Regions from separate parts of the Homo sapiens genome. Here region 2 is linked to region 1. A link is an interaction called in ENCODE POLR2A ChIA-PET data of the cell type or tissue named here. Cell type or tissue: Panc1. All regions are shown on one strand.

Evidence for each region. ChIA-PET counts read pairs that join two places held together with the same protein. Peaks named below come from ENCODE experiments on the same cell type or tissue, not always from the same donor. Only the 100,000 strongest peaks of a DNase experiment are listed, where the experiment ranks them.
Region 2: POLR2A ChIA-PET joins it to region 1 with 10 read pairs; 9 of 35 experiments call an interaction of 5 or more read pairs at or near these places.

Annotation. Positions count from the first base shown.
Region 1 is chr4:128,360,025-128,362,524 of GRCh38, reverse strand. No RefSeq gene overlaps it. Among named protein-coding and RNA genes, the nearest start is that of LINC02615, 67 kb to the left of the region's middle. In Panc1, no CTCF peak of the experiment used is centred here; no DNase peak of the experiment used is centred here.
Region 2 is chr4:128,812,048-128,814,547 of GRCh38, reverse strand. All of the region lies in intron 1 of JADE1 (jade family PHD finger 1), which reads right to left. Among named protein-coding and RNA genes, the nearest start is that of JADE1, 3.6 kb to the right of the region's middle. RefSeq lists enhancers at 429-1,010, 1,011-1,592 and a silencer at 2,036-2,500. In Panc1, no CTCF peak of the experiment used is centred here; no DNase peak of the experiment used is centred here; H3K4me3 peaks cover 1,473 bases; H3K27ac peaks cover 1,998 bases.

The sequences.
Region 1 (2,500 bases):
ACACAGATTTATACTAGCAGGAGGGAGAAATTCTTTCCCAACAGAGAAACCCACAGAAGGGAGAACAACTAGGAGGTGGGAATGAGCATAATGTATCTGGAAGGAGGGAGGAAACTGATCTGACCCAAGCAGAAGACATTGCTGGGTGGGTTGGATGGGATGAAATTGTGGAAGGTCTCATAAGGGTAAGAATGAGACTCGGTATACTAGCTTGCTATGGCTGTTGTAACAAATTGCCATTAACTCAGTGGCTTAAAACAACAAAAGTTGATTACCTTAAACTTCTGGAAGTCAGAAGGTAGAAATGAGTCTCACTGGGCTAAGATCAAGGTGTTGGCCAGACGGTGTTCCTTTCTGGAGACTGTAGGTGAGAACCATTTTCTGATCTTTTCCAGCTTTTTAGAGGCTGCCCTTATTCCTTGGCTCACGACCCTCTTCCAGCTTCAAAACCAGCAAGGGCTGGTTGAGTCTTCTTTACATCCCTATACTATCACACTTTCTTCTGCCTCCCTCTTTCACTTTTAAAGACCATTGTGATTACACTGGGCACACCCAGACAATCCAGGATAACTTCCCAATCTCAAGGTCAGCTGATTAGCAACATTGACTTTATCTGAACCTTAAATCCCCTTTGCCACGTAACCTAACATATTCACAGGTTCTAAGGATTTGGATACGACATCTCTGGGGGGCCATTATTCTGCCCACCACACTCAGTAACTACTTGGAAACCTCTATCCAGCTCTTAAGCCTTAAATGCCACCAGGAAAACATAGAGCTCCAGACTGAGCTGCCCTAAATCACCCTCTCTGAAATCTTGCACAACTGAGTCATGATGAGGTTTTTTGTTTTTTTTTAATTTGCCTTTGTGCATAAAATATTGTTGGGGCCCAGCACTCTTGCATTGTGCCACTCTGCTGCCTATATGCACACAAAAAAATGTAACAGCAGATATTCTTGTAACACCTTAATCACATACACATACACAGATAACATGACAATTTTGAGTCTTTCTCTGTGTATAGATGAGGTTGGCCCTGAGAAATGGGCCAGTTGTCATACTGTGGGATGCCCACATGCATAATATTTTAAATTATTTTAATTTGCTTAACTGGATCTGGTTCCTATTAACATGGTAGGAGGCACTGTGATTCCCATGACACTGACAGGGCTGTGTGAGTCTCTCACTTTTGTATAACACTAATTAATCATGACAATACAACTATCTCAAATGCAGTTATCATCTTTCTTAGAGCTCAGAGTTTCACAGAATTTATCCTTTTTCTTTCAAAAATATTCCTACAGGGTTACCAGCCGCAGGATCACTATTTGAGATTAAAATAAGAAATAATTTTCTTACATCAGTGAAAGGCAAAAAGAAATTTATAAATGCAATGCTCTAACTGAAAAAATAATCACATCTTTTATTTCCAAATATGCAAATTGTGAATTGAAAGATGTTTAAGTGAAGATTTCTGAAGTTAACTTACCTCTATCTTCAAAGTATAGGCGACCATGTCTTCATTCACTCATTCTTTCAACACATATTTCATATAAACTTTCAGATATGAGATACCATTCCCTAGAACCCACAAGACAGATTCAACAAGACAATGTCAATGTCCTCAAGGAGCTTACTGTTAGTAGGAGACAGACCATACACTTTTAACAAACATATGAACAAATAAATCATCTTTCAGATAATGACGAGTGCTCTGAATAACAACAACAAAATAGTGCCAGGTAAAAGAGAGAGAATGTGAGAGATAATAGAAAAAAGGTTATTTTAGTTTGGATGGTCAGGGAAGGCCTACGCAGATATTTGAATAAGGAGCAAGGCATGTGAAGAAATGAGAAAAGGGTGAACATGCCAATTTGATTCCATTTAACAATTTTTTTTTTTTTGAGGCAGAGTTTCGCTCTTGTTGCCGAAGCTGGAGTGCAATGGCGTGATCTCGGCTCACCACAACCTCCACCTCCCAGGTTCAAGTGATTCTCCTGCCTCAGCCTCCCGAGTAGCTGGAATTATAGGCGCTTTAGTGCCACCACATCCGGCTAATTTTTTATATTTTTAGTAGAAACGGGGTTTCACTATGTTAGCCAGGCTGGTCTCCAACTCCTGACCTCAGGTGATCTACCTGCCTCGGCCTCCCAAAGTGCTGTGGTTACAGGTTTGAGCCACTGCACCCGGCCCATTGAACAAATATTAATTAAGCATAGACTATATGCCAGTCATGGTTTTTGGTGCTGGAGAGAAAGCAAGTATAAATAACCTGCTTACAACAGAACAAGCCTGAATAGATCAAGAAACGAACAAAAATGTAGCATTACGTTGCGTCCATAAATGTCTTTACCGAACACATTTACCCTCTAATTATCTGACAAACGATATAATTATCAAAAGCACAAAATCTTAGTGGTAGAGGTCAGTTAAACTATCTCTCTTCCTAAACTTGGTTTTCAAATTTTTGCAATAGAACTATTTGTTTAAATAAAATAG
Region 2 (2,500 bases), 450 kb before region 1:
TATATTCATGTATCTCATTTTTATTAAAACACACATGCACATGCATAGAAAATTATCTGAAAAGTAATACAGTAGTCATCTATGGATGGTAGCAATTTGTTTTTATATTTGTTTCCTTGTATTTTCTAATTTTCAAAAACGTACATGTAACACTACTTGTGTAATAACTTTTTAACAGCTAAAGTCAAAAATTAATATCGGTCACGTGCCTACTATACGTAAGACGCAATGGAAATCTGCTTTTACTCTCACCTAGTCCTCCAAGTTTGTTTTTTAGGTCATCTTTCTTCTCCAACCCCCTAGGCTAAGCAACAAAACACATTTCCTCAAACTCCAATAGGTTTTCTCCCTCTAGTTTCACCCAGACACACATACTTTTCATTGCTGTCCCTGTATAGCTACTCTTTCAACCTGGATAACTAATATAAGCACAGCACTGGTTTACAGGCAGAAAACCAGTCAAGTGAAGCGGGGAGAACTAAGAAGGTGGGTTTTTTTTTTTTCTTTTAAATGAACACATATCTACCTTTGTTAAAGCTAAAATATATGTGCAGCCAACCCAACTTTTACTAGTAAGCAGTCTGTACTCTTAAAGGTGGAATCAAGTTCAAGTTCTACCTTACTTTCAGACACTCCCATTATCTCTGCTAAATAGGGACCAAAGGAAATAGCAGGAAACCTAACACTTAAACAGCTTAAAATTATATTTATTCTACACATTAAAATGACAATGCCAAGTAAAAGACACTTATAGAAGTATCCAAACTTTGAAGAAGACAGCAAAATACCAAGCAGAAAGTCATCTGATTTACAAGTGACCGTAAGCAGGCTGGGCGTGGTGGCTCACGCCTGTAATCCCAGCACTTTGAGAGGCCGGGGCGGGCGGATCACGAGGTCAGGAGTTCGAGACCAGCCTGGCTAATATGGTGAAACCCCGTCTCTACTAAAAATACAAAAAAAAATTAGCCAGCCGTGGTGGCACGCGCCTGTAGTCCCAGCTACTCAGGGGGCTGAGGCAGGAGAATCGCTTGAACCCAGGAGGCGGAGGTTGCAGTGAGCTAAGATCATGCCACTGCACTCCAGCCTGGGTGACAGAGCGAAAGACTCTGTCTCAAGGAACAAAAAAAAAAAAAAAAAAAAGTGACCGTAAGTAAATGAGACTAAGATCTTTGGGATAAAAGGACAATAAAAATTCTGGGTTGCATGTACTTGCTAAGAGTGTTACTCACAAAACATCCCATTTAACTCCCCCCACGTATGTTGCCCACCTACAACAAATTATTACATCAAAAGTGTTGACTCAATGCAAGTATGGACATATTGAATGCTTCCTTTCTCCACCTTTCTCCACCTGTGATTAAATCTTGATCAGTTGTGATATGATCAAAATGCAACTTACTATAAAATCTGTAACCACTGGGGAGTCACTACCTAAATCAGCTTTCAGGGAAATAATTTCCCTCTATCTTAAAACTAGTTCATTAGCTTTGAAAGGTATTAGCCTTGAGCTACAAGTAGCAAGAGAGCTAGCCTTCATGGCGGGTATTATAAAAAGGAAAAATAGTTCACCTAATAAAAAACCTTTGGGAAAGAACCCCCTAAGCATTCCCATTAATGGAAACCTCAGATCCTCTCCTACTTTCCTAAAAACGTAGCTGTCTCAGGTCATTCACTGCAGCTGTCATTTTACAAAAGAAAATTTAAATTCCCTCTTGGCCGGGGCAAATAGAGGGCGACAGCCCCTCGCCCCTGCCGAAGTAAGGCAGGGCGCCAGCCCTCTCGTTACTAGAAGGCAAGCTAAAGCTCCTTTTAAACGGTCTCCGGATGACGACGCATTCCTAACGGGTTTCGAAGGCATGTTTAAATCGCCCGCTTTTTTGTTTGCTCTCAGCATTCACCGGCGCCGGGACTGCGGCCGCCCCCACCCGCTTGGGGTGGGAAACCTGGGGCCAGCGGAGCCTGGCGCGGGAGGAATCCTGGGGCGAGGGGAGACCCGGGACGCGCCAAGCCGGGGTTGAGGACTCGAGAATAAGGAGCTCTAGTGGGAGGGTGGCGGAGTGAGAGGGGACGTGAGAAGGCTAAGGATCCCAGCAAGGGGGGCACCCCGGGGTTGTGGGGGAGCTCGGCCGCCGCCCCGCAGCGGCGAACGCTCCGCGCGGCTCCCGCCGCCCGCCGGGGAATGCGCAGGGCCGCGGTTCCGCGCGGCGCCGACCCCTCCCTCTCTCCCAATCCTCCTCCTCCTCCTCCTCCCGAGGCGACAGAAACAACAGCGCGGGAGGAGGGGAAAGTAACTCCCGGCACCTCCGCCGGAATTAGCCCCGGTGCAGTGATGACACCTTCTCGTGGCGCAACCAAGCCCCGCTCCCTCCGCAGCGGCGTCCCCGCCGCCGCCGCCCTCTCCATTTGAAAGTGGCCACCCCCCGCCGCGGCAGCTCCTCCCGCCCCGCCGCCGCCAGCTGCACCAATCCGCTCGGCCCCAGTTGCAAATCAAACGCTCCCT